2 separate regions of the Mus musculus genome follow, and region 1 is linked to region 2. The links are chromatin loops, found by intact Hi-C in ENCODE. Cell type or tissue: heart. All regions are shown on one strand.

Region 1 (8,000 bases), 190 kb before region 2:
GAGTCGCTGCCCTGCTCAGTTCCCTCCTCCGTCCTTCAGAATGGACACCGCAGTCCTTACTGTGGCCTCGCAAATCAACTCTCCACAACGTGGCCCTCCCTCCGCTCCTCGGTGTCAGTGACTCCTCTGATAAGCTCTGGTCCAGCCACCCCGGGCTGCTCGCAGGTCTCTGACACCTAAGGCTCACTTGCTCCTGCATCTCTTTGTGCAGCCTGCGTCCTCCTCGGCAATCAACGGTCTTCCTGCAAGAATCCTCTCAGCCCCAGCAGCTGCCACACTTCACCTTCCTCCTGATCTGCCTGTCAGAAAGAGCTCTTCTCTTTAGCCCCAGTGTCTAAGTTAGCATCGCATCTGAATAGCCTGTGACAGTCTGTAGTTGGGAATCTTTATAAGTCTCTTCCCATTGCCCACCAGATCTCGCTTCCCCATCTTCATGTCTCTAGTAGCAACAACTAGTGTGTAGCTCTTCAATCAATAATTACTCGCAGGATTTAAATTCCCTTCTCCAAAGAAAAAGCTATGGCCAGTAAGGAGCCCGAGTCCCAGATAGGAGGTACAGTAACAAGGACTAACATTCAAAGTCCTAATTACTTTGGTCATTTGTTGAATTTAAGTTACCACGGTGGTTTACCAGGTTCAATTAGAAAATGTAACTTTATTGCAACCCAACCCCCATTCTGTTTCTTACAGATCTCAAGAGTTTTATACTCAGTTGCCAGAAATCTTTTTTTTTTTAAACCGACAAATTGTCCAGGGGCCATTTTGAGGTTGCGCAATAGGTTGATTGAGTCCCGGCCAGGCTCTGTGCACTTGCTCTACTGCACACAATGTAGATGCACAGGCCACGTGCAAACGCCGCTGTTCATTGTTCCCAACCCTCCAAATCCACGTCTTTAAAAACAATCAGTTGCATTCCTCTTAAATTAAATGCCAAGTAAACAATGCAAATAAAACTATTTTTCTTGCAGAGACAAAATTGAAAATCTGTAACTAATTACAAATTGGCAAGCCTCGAGCCTACAAATAGCTGAACTCTCTACCAATGTATCGTTTACAGTGAACTCAAAGCCAGCTTCCTCACACCAGCCGTCCACAAGTTATTAATCAATGCTGTGCCAAGCCCTGGACCTCACCTCCCCCAAAATCATCATAAACATTTAATTTTCAATGTGGGCTTCATAAACAAAGCTGTTAAAAATGAGAGAAAGTTTAATTGGTCAGACACACAATGCCTGTTCGTGGAGTCTGAGCTGGCTTCCCGTTTAAATACTCTGCTCTTCCCCTACTCAACTGAGCTGAGATTAATATTCTGTCCCTGTGGCCCTTGGCTTTCCTATGGCACTCTGAGCACTACCAGACCTTCCTTAGTTGAAATCCTGGCGAAAAGCACCCTGCTCACAGGCCACAGAAAACAGGGTCAAGGAGCGGCTTTGAGTGCCACAAGTGGGAGACAGAATTTACCCATGGCTTTATTTTGGGGGTGATCCTGCTTAACATACATGTACTGAAAACTGCAAAGATGTGGATATCTTTTTCTTTCCGTTCAGTTTTCACTTTAATGCCCCTCTGGAGGAAGCCTTTCCCCATCTCTCTTACTAACATTTGTCTCCTTCTCTGACTTTGTATAGCTTTTTTAAGAGTTCTGAGTTCCTGTGGCTGGGGTATAAGTCATATAAACAAACATGTTGCCAAAAATCTTGGCCTCCCCCTCGAACCCTATTCCCCACAATGGTACCGTACCCGGTATACTAGATTTGAATACATGTTGGGTGGGGAGACAGTTTGACGGGTGAGGGAGTAAATAGAAGGAATAAACTTGTGTCGTGTGAGGCAGGCAGCAGAGCTAGAGCCAAACTCCAAAGCCTGGAAAAGGCATCGGGTCATAGCTGTATCTTCTGATAGAAGCCCACCACTGCCCCAAGGTGCAGAGCTGGGGAGATCTATACATACTCAGTGCATCCAAGAGAGAGGTGAGCAATGAGTTCTCTTCAACCTCACAAAGGTTGCTCTGTGGGAAATCGATCACACACACACACACACACACACACACACACACACACACACGCTTGTAACTCCCAAAAGCTTGAGTAGGAGCTAGCGACTTGAGATTACCTGACACACATTGGGGCTTACAGTGAGATGCCTCCTTGCTGACAAAACCGCCCCAGCTAGAAAGCAGGTAGGTGTTGGACGAACTCACATGGATGCTTTCAGAGGGAGGCAGGCACCAAGCGTACCGTGGCTCCAGATGACATCATGCTCCCTTTTCGTCCCCACACTCTGAGTCTGCAGTGATGAAGCAGGCAGAACACTCACTAAATACTTGGAGATTCCCATGAGATTCGTTACCGTTCAGAAGATGGTGAAGATGACACGTGTCCTAGCACAATAACCAGGCTAAACTTTTAAAGGCCTTTTTTGTGTGCAGACTGTTCCCTGGGAAGCCTTAGATAGGGTCTGTAGTATTTTAGGTACCCTGTGGGGAAGGGGCCTGTGTTTCCAGGGGGTGGCAGAGATGGCACTGAAGGTCTCAATCCAGCCCTGTGATCTGAAGGCAAGGCCTCTGTGAGGCAATGAAGCACTTCCTCAGAAATAGAACAAGCGCACCCCATGCGCGAGGAGGCCGCTGTCGGGTCAGGTCACTGAGGCCTGCAGTGATCTTGGCAAATTGTAGCTGGCTGAGGCCACCTTCCCTTTCAGGACACACTTCTGGAGATCAAAAATATATTTCTAAGTGGATAATCTGCCATGGCTGCGTGACTTTCCTCGTAATACCTTCTGCTTTTTCTGTCACGGGTGGTTTGCTACCCGAGCCATAGACTTTGTGTCTTCCAGTGGGTTTGGGTGAGAAACCGGAGCTCGAGTGGAGATCTGACCATGTAGACAGCTCCTAACATGGCAGTGCATGTCCAGCAAGTTCGTGCAGGTCCAGGAGTCGTGTTTTCTCTGGCTAATGACACCTTATTGTTACTGCACCTAATCCAGTTCTTATCCTTGTCAGCCTGAGAATGGAGAGTGAAATGGGAGTCTGTTCGTCTCCTGGGTTCTTGTTAGACAGGATTATAGTCTTTCTGACAAAGAACAGGCCAAGTGTGGGACTCTGCTGACTATCTGAGCCGGGATCGTGCCCTCGCTCGGGGTGGAGCCCACTCCTTTCACCAGACCTCATGCAAAACCGCCATTCTTGCCTCAGTACCTCCCCACTCTCCTCCATACCCCATTTGCCAGTCTGTGTTCTAGAACGTTCCATGCTGACTTGGCTGCCCTCCAAAACTGTGAGCCTGGAGGACAGGGGGTTGTTTCTTCTTTCCTTTTTATCTTCAGGTCTGAGAACAGTGCTTGGCGCAGGATGGAATGCCCAAGGAATTGCAAAATTGCCAGGGCAGGTAGTGCAGACCCACAACCCTGAGACTCAGCAGATAGAGGCAGGAGAGTCAGGAGCCATCCTCCAGACACAGTGAATTGAAGCTAGCCTGAGCTACATGAAACCCTGCCTCAAAAGCAAAGGGAAGACTAAGGGAGAGGAGAGACATAAGTACACACTCGCATGCACGCAGTAGGGTGGAGAGACATAAGTGCACACTCGCGTGCACGCAGTAGGGTGGAGAAAGCAAGAACAGAGCTGAGGGGAAGCAGACCGTTTCTCCCTTCTGTGTGCAGAGACAGCTTCCTCCTCACACTACCACCCCGGGTCTTAATGGTTATTTTCCTACAAGACTGTTGCATTTACAGTATGACAGAACTCTGTTTGCCTTGGACTGAGCGCAGGCCTGCCTTACGTTCCCAGCAAGGCTGGAAAGACAGTTTTGTGCTGTGGCAGCGAGCCAGCAAGGACAGCCTGGGGAACCCCAGGACATGCTGTGTTATCTGGACCTCGAATTTTCCAGAATTCAGCCGTGGCCCATTTGAACGAGCCATTCCAAGGCCTGAGCTGGCCTGGAGCAGGTCCCAGATGCCCTGCCATGCGTGTGGCCCTCGGGGTCGGCAGTGACTGTGCTGCCAGCTAGACAAGGCTGGTGAAATGTCATGTCGCTGGGCCCTGGTTACCTTTCCTGACACCTCACCCTCCCGTGGTGACTGCTCCAACACAGACCGCCTGTCACCTTGTCCCGCTTTTCTAGGAACTCAGCAGTCACACGTGCAGAGAACCTGTCCTCAGCCCCTTTTTCTCGGGACAAGCTCAGCTTCACTTCCTCTGGCCTTATCAAACTCTTTGTTTCCAAAATTGTTAAGCAGCCATGGGGGAAGGAGGAATTTTCACTCTGCTTTTCCGTCCCTCCACCTTCCGAGCTGAAGCCAAGAGAGAAAAGGTGGCCGGCTATCTTCCCACTGGCCTCGGCGCTCCAGCCCTTCAGGCATACGAGGCTCTTGAATTTTGTCATCTGTGGTTCAGACTTTTGGCTACACCATCTCTGCTTCAAGCTCAGCTTAAGGAAACATATGGCCCTAGATTCTTCAATGCCACAGAGAGGGCTCCCTCGCTACGAGGCTTAGCAGATGAAATGCGGTTTTCCGAGCCTCTTTTCATTGACCGTCAAAATAACAAGCAGAGTCTTCTGCCTCAACAGAGACACTCTTCTCGCTCAGTTACTCGGGGAATAATGTGCCATTGTCTCTGCTGTGGGCTTTTGTTTTATTTGTAAATTGTGCGTGCTGCATGCTATGGAATACCGAGAAACCACACACCCTGGCTTGTTAGTTGACACACAGAATGTGTGATTACAGATTGTCTGAACAACAGTAGACCATTGAACCGCCATCCAGATGTGTGTGGAGTTAACTGTGGGGATGTCCACAGAGAGGGGTTGTCTTTCTCGTCGGAGGGTCAGTCCCCCAGAGAATGGAGACAGGAACACAGAAGCTACTTGGCACAGGACTTCCAAATGGCTCCTCAGAAGGAAAATTAATCCTTGTTTAAGTTTTTTTTTTTTTTTAATTAAGACCAAGTTTGTTCTCCTTAAAGTCAGTCATACAGAGAAAATACTAAACAGTGACAAACTTATACAGCTTTCAGGCTCCATTTTTTTTTTTTAAATATCTAGAAATTCAGAAGACTGTGCATTCAAGATAAGACTCCAGTGACCCCAGGCTTGGTAAGGACTTACTAGCAACTTCCTAGAACCCTCTCAGTGACTGGTGAGCAGAACGAACATGGAGGAGACAGCTCAGTGGGTAAAGGGCTTGCTGAGCAATCGTGAGGACCTGAGTTTGAACCCCGTGTACCCACGTAAAATCTGATCTTACAGCTCACGTCTGCAGTCTCAGAACCCACCCCTGTGACACATGGGAGACGGGACAAGACAGTCCCCCCCAAAGCTGCAGAGCCAGCTAGCCTGTAGTGTGAGCACTGAACAAGAGGAAGCCTGGTCTCAAACAAACTGGAAGGCGAGGGTGGACACCCAGAGTTTCCCTCTCACCCTACACCCACCCAGGACACACAGAGATAGAAAAGAATGCCAATCGCAATCATCGCTTGGGGAAATGAATACAAAACCGGGAATTGCTACAGAACCCAGTGTTCTCATGCCTGGCATCTGTATCTAAGACAAAGAAAAATATTTGTCCCCACAAACAAAAAACAAAAAACAACAACAACAACAACAAAATGTGTATATGAATAGTCATAGCATCAGTATGCATAATACAGAAAATGTCCATCAGCTGTTGAATAGACAGATGTGGCAAGTTACATATCTGTAACAAAGAATGGAGAGCTGATCCAGGACGAATGGACCTTGGAAATGTTCTTGATGAAATAAGACAGACACCAAAGTCCCCGTGCTGCATGAACCATCCATCAGAAATACCTACAACAGGCAGATCTACAGAGCAGAGCAGCTTACTGGCTACCTGCCGCGGAACGCTTCAGAACTGAAGGTAGACACGTGCTCTTCACCGTGGCGTTACTGGGAACCAAACCTGAGCCACACACATGGGCAACGACACCCCAGCCCTTGGGATTTCTATCTGCAGTGATGAAAATGTTCTAAGCTAGGCTGTGGCGCTGCTTGTAAAACTGAGCAAATGCACTAGGGCCTTTTGAATTTTAAGCCGTAAGTGGATGAAGGGTTGCATGGTTGATGAATTATACCTCCATAGCACTGTTGAAAAGCAAAATAATGACATTTTCAGGCAAAAAAAATTTTTATTGGAAAGAAAAAAAATGTTTTAAATTGAACCTAAAACAGGAGTATCTTCAAAACTCACATAACTGAACTTTGTGGCGACATGGAAGAGGAAGGAACAGGTTTTAAGTTTAGCAGCTTATCTCTTCTCCTTTCTTCTTTCTCTGGAATGATCTGTCGTCTGACAATGTCAACACTTGTCTGTCTTGTTGGAATCTACAGCAGTAATCGGGCACCCAGCCATCAAATAGCTTCATTTACCTTTGTGTGGTAACACACCCATGAGCAATGCTTATCAAAATACATAATTTTGAGCCTGTTTTAAATTCTGTATCAGACACATTAAAAAAAAATAGTGAAGCATCAGGCTAGTCAGGAAATAAAGACAGATAGGAAATCCTCTCCAGTCTCAGCCCACACTCCACTTTCTATAGCTTAATCTAAAGAAAAACGTGGAATTTCCTGCAGAGTGATTAATTGGCTGGCTGTGGTGACATACAGGGTCTCTGAGCTTGACCTCGCAGGTAAAGGCTAACTGGTATGTTAAGTTGATTACACAATTTCCTCTAAATATGTTGACAAGTGGTTTGCACAGTTGCCTTGACCTTTGCCCTTATAAATGCACATTTATAAATGGCTTGCTTTTTAAGCCAAAGCAATCCCTATTTTAGATGTGACATGTGTTGAGTAAACAGCCTGATATGCAACCCTGGATGTCTAACCCTGTCAGCCAGGTCAGATTATGGGAGTCACTGGGAGGGGTTGAGATGGCTGGATTCACTCGGGATAGCCAGCCCCAAAGTGTCTCCTCATCCTACATGGTGTGTTGGAAATGTGTTCTGAAAATGGCTTGAGCTGTTCCAGGAGTGCGGCTGCTAAACGGTTTGCAGCAAATGACAAGTAGGTTTAGCTCCAGTGCTTCTTACGGCTCTCCAGTCCATTTAAACACCCGTGCACATGCGCATATGCACACACGCACACGAGCACACAAACCAACTTTTCGTTTTTCTTCCAAAGTAAGGTGGAGAAACTTTCCAGGGAGCATTTCTGTGCTGCGAGTGTTTTCCAAGATGTTATATCCGTAGGTACTCTAGAGAATGTCATTGGAGGTACTTTTTGTTTTAGAGTCATGCTGCTTGCTTGTACATAAGGAGGAGTTACCACACTTATTATAAATGAACAGGAAATGTACCCTTGGGTAGTAAAACAAACTGTTTATCTGCTATTTCAAAAAACAGCTGTTTATTTGTAAATGTATACACTGAGCACCTTTCCCAAGCCTGATATATCCTGATTTGATAAGCAAAAAGAGATTTGCCAACACTGTTGATTTAGCTGGGATCTATCTGCACATGTCTTCCTGAGTGAGTTAAGCAATTGGAAAATGAATTGGGATACCGTTTATGCTCTCCAGGTCTACAGCATGACAAGCCTTGAGCTCTCTGGGAAAGCAGCTCACTGTCAGGGCTCAGAGGCTAACTGTGCACCTCAGCCTGAAACACTGCAGAGCCCTCACAAACCATCTTCATTCACTAACTCACCCGCCTGAAATGTTTACTGCTCCCCAGCAGTGAGGCATGCAATAATGGTTTCTCTTGATTTCATTAGTTCCCTCGGGTCTGTAGCATTTCACTCTCTGGCTGGCTCTGGACTTGAGGATGGCTCCTCCTGAAGTCGGAACCATCCATCACTGACGTGGTTCTCTCCCTTCCCTTCTTTCTGGGCTCACCAGCGCCCCCTAGATGTGTGCAGGTGAAGTGAGCACTCCATGCCTACCCAAGTTCTCAGTTTCAGTTGTTTGAGCAGCAGCCCTGGGGGGGAGGGGGGGAGCCCAGGGCTCTTGTGTTCATCTCTGTCCTTACAACCCCACCACTC
Region 2 (8,000 bases):
TGGAATGCAGAAACTTACTAGCCCTTAGGGATATGTGAATCCCTTAACAGCTCATTACAAAGACTGGGCTGTGGGATCTTTGAAGGGTTATCAGGCTCGGTGTTCTTCACTTTTCCCAGGACACGTTTTTTCTTCCTTAGGCACATCTGATTTTGTGTGGGTAATTCAGCCTGTTAGATGAAGTGGCCCCAGACAGTTCAGGCTGCAGTGTGTGTATGTGTGTGTGTGTGTGTGGGGGGGGGACGACAACGACACGGCTATTAGTAATAAATATCAGCTCTGAAGGAGTTAACAGTGGCCTGCCAAAGTTTGGCATCATGAAAATAAATGTGAAGCCTGCTAGGCATTAGCAGGGCCCGGCACATTTACAGAGCTTAATTAGTACGAACTGTAATTGTTCATGGTCTGCCAGAAGAAGTAATAGTCAGGAAAGCGGAGTCCCTCTCTTGCAGTCTCCAGTTTAAAACCGATAAATCACTTGCATATTTGTGTAGTGATTCAAATGGAGCTCAGACCTCTCCCATCCCAACATGTGGTAAATTGTAAAGTCAATGAATTGCAGATGTAGGCTACAGTGAGATCCTCTAAGAAAATGCACAATGAATGGGAAAGAGTGATGCTATAAATATTTACTGAGAAGATAACTAGGTTCCCCCGTGCTGGGCCAATTATGATGCACTAAATATATTAGTAAAAATGCTGAAAAAATTGCGGGGAGGATCCGTGCGGGTCTTGGGGGTGGGTTTGTTTGTTTTAGAAAGTGAAATAAGAGGCACTGCGTTATTGTCACGTCAGTCTTATGGAGGAATCTCAATGGCATACCCAGGGAAGGACATGTGAAGTCCACATTAATGCAAATGAATTCGTTATGAGTTGTAACTCTGGGACTGCTAAGTGGAGTAATGACTGCACATCGTTCCGAGGGTGTTCTGTAGCAAGTGTTAATGAAAACTGCTGCGTTAAGAACATGCCTCAGCATTTCAGCCCACGTGGCCCCCGTGTGCTAGAAACGGGCTTTAGCTTCACTCCCAGACGAAGAACTTTAATTATGTTTTGATGTTTAAAGAACACCAGCTCATCTCCTCCTCAAAAACCAACCCAGGGAAAGCTACAGCCATCGGCACCGAGCTCAACCCCAGCCTCTGTCTGCCAGGGATTGTAGCTCAAGCAGGGGGAAAGAAAAATGAAGGGGGCATCCCCCAGTAGAGATGCAGAGAAAACTTTCTTGAAGCGATTCTCCCAACCCCTCCCCTTTCTTCTTTTTAGAGGATTCTGGTCTCAGGCAAAGTTGCAAGTCAATACTTCTTTCCCCCAATGTGAGTAGGTGGATGTGTGTGCAAGCTGTAAAAGCTAACGATCCAGCTTTGACTCATAGCTCATGGTTTCAGGTTGACGAAAAGGAAAAGAAAAGAAAAAGGAGAGAGAGAGAGAGAGAGAGAGAGAAAGAAATTAATGAGGGTGAATAGACATTAGATGGAACGGTGAGACACTGAGCGGTGCTGCTCTCCAGTCGGGGGCGGGGGTCTCCTTTCTGTGGCGTGTGCTTTTCTGGTAGAATACGAGGAAGCCAAGAGGCAGTGCCTTTGTTAGACAGTGGTTTTAGGAATGCTGCAAAGCTTCTTGGTCCGGATCTTCCCAGGGATTGTAAACCCAGGATTCTACTAGGTATCCCGGTTTGGACCTCCTCCTGAAGTTGGAGGCTTATCTGGCACTTCTTCAGCAGGGCAGTATCAGTACGGTAGAAGTAACCCCAAATCCTGGGCAAGAGTCGGTTTCCTGCTGAATGAAAAAAGGCTGTCCATATGGGACTGGGGCTGTGGTAGGGTAGGGTGCATTTGTGTGACATGGAAATGATCTGTTTTTGCAGCCTCAGTTACCCTTAAGGAATGAGGACCTAAAGGGTCTCAGATATACTTGGAGGAAAAAAACCATTCAGTTGTAGTGATGTAGAAATTAGAATTGAAGTAAGAGGACAGAAGGAAATCAGGCCAAGACCCAAGAGAAGCCAAATCACTTAGGAAATGGATCTGATATATGTGTATGAGTGTGTGTGTGTGTGTGTGTGTGTCTGCGCGCTCACATGTGTGCAATCAGGTAGATATGAGAAAGCCAGGTGATTCATAAGACTGAAAAAAATAAGTACAGGCCCCACCTTATTCCTTTAGTGAAGTGAACTGGCAAAGTGGCTACTCTTCTTCCCATTTGGGAGTCTGTTGTTTTGTCTGTGCCTTGGAGGTTGAGAGCCCTGTGGTTGACAAAGGCTGTTTCCCCTTCTGTCCGTCGGCATCTCTGATTTCCAGTATCTGCAGCATCAAATTTAGAGTCAGTGGCCATGATTAGATATAAAGGCAGAGGAGAGGAGATAGGGTAATAAGGGAAGCACTTAGTCAGAGTGTTGCAAGCATATGCCTAAGACTGCCAATTCTTCCTGAGTCTTCTGGACAAGTGGGGACCTGGTTGTTTGGGTGCTCTTAAAGAGGGGCGCTGGGATGCTTCCCTAGCAAGGGAAGGTGTCATCTTGTGGGGCTTCCTTGGAGGAAAGAAACGAACAGAGGACCCTGGATTCTGTTGGCTCCCTGGACTCTCCAAGGGGAGAGGCCATTGTTCCAGACATAAGGTCCACCCACTTAGAGAAGCCACAGTGATGTGATGATGAGGTGACTTGGAACCTTTCAGGTGACCTGTGCAGAGATGTTTGTTAAACATAGAGCACCAGCGTTTTAAGTTCAGAAATAAATAAGCCGTTTTGTCCTGGACTCTTGTCTCTACACACCCTTTCAAAACACAGGCCTAAGCATGTTTTGTTTTCTCTGTCCTCTTAGTAGTTGGTGGGAGGCAGAGGCAGGCTAACAAGAGACTAGTACAATTTGGAGTGCCAAGTTTGTATTGAGCATCTGTATTTTATCCTTAAGAAGCTGGACAGTAAACCAGAAGGCGACTTCACGTTGTATAGGGAAGGCAAAAAAGCTGCTAAAGTGTGTGTTTTAGAAACGGGTTTTAGAGGGAAGAGGAGGGAGAAACCCTAAAGAGAAATAGGAGCAGTTGGTATTTCTGTGGCTGGAGGGACTGCAGGCTCCAAAGGCTCCGTAGCACAGTGGTTGGTTGCTGGGAGAGATCTTATTTAGATTCTGAGGGAGCCTTTTGCACAGGCTGGGGCTGGGAGTGGGTAGGAGGATTTCTGTGTTGCTGGATACCCTAAGGAAGTTACATTGTTTGGAGGTGTTAAAATGGTGCGAGGGTGTATGTATGCGTACGTGGGTATCTCTCTGTGCAGGCATGTATAACTGGAGGTAAATTGACTTGGTCCTTGATGCAGGTCTCCCTCCTAGTGTCTTTAGAAACTTCTGTCTATGCGTGTGTGTATATACAGCTTTACTATCTTAATTGCAGCATTCACTGCAGGCTCATTGGTGCTGTATGGGAAGGCGATGAATGCAAGCATTAAGAACAGAGCTGGACAAGTGAAAATTGCATTTGGCATAGCCACAGTTTCATTAATTTATTCATAAGACGATGACTAAAATGAAATTATTTTCCACGGCATCTCCGCAGTTATCAGGTGTCCATTCAATTTTAATTGACAATATAAGTTCCTGTGGTTACCCTGAGTACAGATTGCCTGGGGCTCCGCAGGGTTTGTGGGAAGAGAGGCTTGGACAAGTTTCCATTAAGCTCTGAATTGGGCAATTGGAAAAGAAGAGAATAAAACCGTTGAAAGGAAGGACCAAGTTGTTACTGTTGCCTGCTCTGCTGAGGAGAGAGAACCTCCTCTCAGACAAGAGCTGTTCTCTCGCCAGGAATTCCAAACTCGCAAAGAGACCTGTCCACCACACAAAAGTTGTTTTAACATGATGGAAAATTGTCACAGTAATGAGTGAAATCCCGACTGGGGTGGGGTGGGTGAGTGGGGAGGTGGGGGTGGGGACAAAGGGTTCAGACACATCTTTCTTTTTCAGCCAATCACTTTGGCTTCTTGGATGTGTGGGGGCCCAGGGCATCGAGACAGTATCAGTTTACTTTGTCCATATTAACTTTTAAGAGGGGAGTGGGTGGGTGTACTGCTCTGCTTTGACCTGTATAGAGATTATTATTATTTCTGCCCAACTTTAGTTTGTCTTCTTTTAATTTTGATGAATGTGTTTTGTTACATAAAACATACATAGTTTTTAGTTTTTTTTTTTTTTTTTTGTTGGGGGGGGGCGTTTGTGATCCTCTTTAAGTTCATTGTGTCCAAAATAATGGGTGTGGGTTTAGGCTGTGCTGTTATAGTGTTACATTCTAGTTCAGAGTTTATGGGCATCGTTTCCCTTTTCTTTTTTTTCTTTCTTTTTTTTTTTTTTTTTTTTTTTATGGATGGTTGTGAGCCACCATGTGGTTGCTGGGATTTGAACTCGGGACCTTTGGAAAAGCAGTCGGCACTCTTAACCACTGAGCCATCTCACCAGCCCCTCGTTTCCCTTTTCAAGAGAGCAAACAGATCCTATTGAATGACTTTCTTTCCAGGGAATAAAATGACATTAACTGAGTTTAAAACTCTCTTGCAATCCCAAACTCAGAAGGGCTCTGGTAACTTAATTCTGAAACAGTCGGGTTATAGTTTGTGCTGATGGAGATGATAAGGTAGATGTTCATCCAAGTGTTTGGAGAAGGTACCCCTGAATTGCCTGCTGCTGGGGTAGTGTAGGAAGGGATAGCTCTTGGTCATCTGACCTATGTCATCTGTTAGTGTATGGTAATGCTGAGACCCTGCCCCCCCCCATGTCATTTATAAAATGTCTTAATCCATGGAGCTTGTTTTTCCAGTGGGTAGCATCCTAAAGTTAACTTGTATCCTTTAGGAGGAGGAGGATTTGAGGAGTCTTGGTATTTGTGTGGGAGTTGTTCACAGGGGAGGTGTGTGTGGCTGCAGAGGGAAAGACCCAGGTGAACGTGTTGGCCCCAGAAATAAGCAGAGAGTTACTGAGAGGCGGTCCTTCCTTCACCTACCTGGGGCTGTTGAACAATGCTTGGCTCTCTTTGTGGGGGAAGTGTAGATTACTAGAGTGTAGGTTGTGGAGATGTCTCAGGATCTGACGGCTTAGTCATGGCGAAAGAATGCATAAGGTACTGGGTGGCCCCTGAATTCCGTGGACACATTTGTTTTCCCAGAAATAGATTTGTGTCTGAGAGCCAGGATTCAGTTGTTAGAGATGTAGGGGGCGGGGCTTCTACTTGATCCCTGCTAGTGGCTCCTTACAGCCCTCTCTGCCTTCAGTCTCCGCCTATGTGTCGCCTACTGTTGACTTTTGCAACACCCTGTTAAGTTTCTCCAGCCTTCTGCTCAGCACCCAATGGCTTCCTTTGTGTCTTTATGGGCTTCAGTTTCTGCCTCCCTTGTCGCTGATTCTTGTTCCTGCCCCTCTGCCTCCCCTTCGCTTACTGAATGGATGTTTAAAACAAAACAAACAACCAAAAGAAAAAACAAAACAAAACAAAAGCAACAGTTTAGATTTGTGTGATCATCTTATCTGTAATAATGAAGGTCCGCAGGTCTTGATTGAATGCTAAGGCTGCACCTCGGTCTAGGGAGGTTTGTCTGCTATTCATGAACTGCTTAAGATGCTTTCTTGTAGTTTGTGAAATGAGCAGAACGCTTTGATTTGGTTTCTTCCTACAGCTCCATTTTCAATCCGGCAGCACTCATTACTCTGCGTACAAAACGATTGAACACCAGATTGCAATTCAGGTAGGAGGCCAAGAGATTCCGAAGCTCGAATTACCAATGTGTATAGGGTCTCTTGTGTCTTTTTATTCTATGCCTCCCCCCACCCAGTTGATGTTGATGATGATGCTAATGATGAGGGTGATGATGATGGTGATGGTGGTGGTGATGATGATGGTATTGATGACAATGATGGTGGTACCATCATTGTAGAGATGTGATGACGGCAGCGGTGGTGGTGGTGGTGGTGGTGGTGGTGGTGGTGGTTTGAATTATTGAGGGAGGGTGGGAAGTGAAGAAGAACAGAAGAAACGTTCCTAAAAATGATGTAAAGATATGCAAAAGGAGATGAATCTGTGTTGCTTAAGATTATCTCAATCAGGCATCATGGGTGCGCAGACCCCAGGTTGGTTATGGTGACTGCCTTTTGCTGAAGGAAGGACCTTGAGTTGAAAGTGACAGGCGTTGATGGAATGTGAAGGGAAAGGGCAAGAGAGGGAGCTGGGCAGGTGAGAGCCAGGGAGAGCTGCTTCCCGTGGACCAGCATCATGGTGAATGGTGATCAGTGATCAGTGAGCGGTGCTAAGAACACCACTCCTGACCGGATCACCCTGAAACGTTGGTTTCTCTTGGGCCTCTTGACAGCCGTGGCGGGGAAGGTGGCAGATCCCAGCTTCTGATGAGTTTCTTGTTTCCTGTGCTTGTGGTGCTGCTTTCGTTCTTCTAAATCCAAAGGCTAAACAAATCATAGACTAATATAGATGTGGGCTGAGCAGAAGCCAGCGGAGAGCAGTGGAGAGCAGCGGAGAGACTAACGCACTCTCGTCTGCCGGCCTGGCTTTGCCATGAGGGTGTGTCTCATGGTGTCCCCCACATTTGACTGTTCTATGCTAACCCCTGGCAAGGAGGCTTTTGAGAGCCTTGGCTGTGGTGTGGAAGTCTGCCCTCGGCTCCTCCAAGTTGCTACTGGCTTGGTCTTTAGTAGGAAGCCTTTGAAGGCTACTTGTGTTTGTGCGTGCCTACGTGCAGGGGAGTGTAGGCATGTGTGCATCTGCACATATGTGCAAGTAGACATGATTGAGTAGCATGTATGTACAGGTGTGTTCAGGGTACACGCAAATGCATGCGTGTAGATGGGAGTGTGTGCACATGTGTGGTCTACTGGAGCTTCTGCGTCTCACCTACCAGATTGTATCTTCTTAGCTTTGCCATTCCAGATTGGCCATTGAAATGGCCATCTGCCCCAGGTGAGTGGGACGAGTCAGCAGGTCTTTCAAAAGTCTGATGGGTTCCTAGGCATTTTGATTTGTTTCAAGGCTATAGTAACTGGGCTTAAAACTATGTTAGCACTGTGCTTAGTTTAAGGCACGAATTTCTGTGTGCACTTCTGTGTGCACACATCTCCTGGCTTTTACCCCTTCATGCTCAGATACTTTAAAACTTGGTGTGTGTGTGTGTGTGCGCGTGTGCGTGCATGTGTGTGTGTGTGTGTGTGTGTGTGTGTGTGTGTGTGTGTATAGAGCATGAAGCTCCAGTTCTTTCTGGCACACTTCCTGTTGGAGGCCGTTTCCTTTTAAGGCTCAGTAAGTCTTGCTTTTAGAAAACAGTTTAGACTTAAGGCTTGGTTAGACAGCGAGTCCAAACCCCAACTCTGGATGAATGCGCTGATAATCACAGTGTCCCCGGGCCTAGGAGGCTGACTCCAGCACAGGAGGGCTGGGAAGTCTTGTTGCCTGGGGTGTGGGAATTGTTGAGGCTGAATAGGACAGTGATCCTTATCTTGGTGTGGAAAGGCTGGCTGGGGCCATGTCACTGGGAGACCAGCCCAAGACCAGCCCAGCTGTTGAATCTTTACACCCGGCGCTGAAGTGCCCCTTGTTTGGAGGCGCAGTTCGTCTTTCTCCAAACCACCTGGCACGATGCGGGCCATGTGAAGCCCTTTCTCAGGAGGAAGATGGAGTAAATTACAGAGCTTATTGTTTGGAGGACTGAAACCACCCCTGTTCCTCCATGAACAGGTAGTATTGTTCTCCTCTGCTTCTATTTGCTAAGGCCTGATGCCCATGTGGGCAAACAGAGGGACATTTTATTGGAGCACCAGCAGAATGCTTTCAAAAGTGTCCATTCTCCCCCAGTGTCTGCTGGACCAGCACAAGGCCAAGCCAAATGGCAGCTAGCTGTAGTTTTAGCGTGATCATCAAAGGATAAATGGGCAAAAGCAAAACAAAAGAAGCAGAGGGAAGAAGAAAAGGCATCTCAGACAGAGTAAGATTGTTCTTAGAATTCTCTGGACATTTCA

What was found. A loop is a pair of places that touch in the nucleus more often than their neighbours do. Peaks named below come from ENCODE experiments on the same cell type or tissue, not always from the same donor. Only the 100,000 strongest peaks of a DNase experiment are listed, where the experiment ranks them.
Region 1: a loop joins it to region 2, with 2.4 times the contacts of the local background. A loop is called at or near these places in 3 of 42 quality-filtered maps.

What each region holds. Positions count from the first base shown.
Region 1 is chr19:55,559,424-55,567,423 of GRCm38, forward strand. The region is part of intron 7 of Vti1a (vesicle transport through interaction with t-SNAREs 1A); the gene reads left to right. Among named protein-coding and RNA genes, the nearest start is that of Gm41871, 140 kb to the right of the region's middle. In heart, a CTCF peak has its summit at 7,850; DNase peaks (open chromatin) are centred at 793 and 3,968; H3K27ac peaks cover 2,931 bases; H3K27me3 peaks cover 232 bases.
Region 2 is chr19:55,749,358-55,757,357 of GRCm38, forward strand. It overlaps Tcf7l2 (transcription factor 7 like 2, T cell specific, HMG box), which reads left to right. Exons shown (of 15, transcript NM_001331146.1): 4 at 5,657-5,725. Among named protein-coding and RNA genes, the nearest start is that of Gm31734, 10 kb to the left of the region's middle. In heart, no CTCF peak of the experiment used is centred here; no DNase peak of the experiment used is centred here; H3K27ac peaks cover 3,833 bases.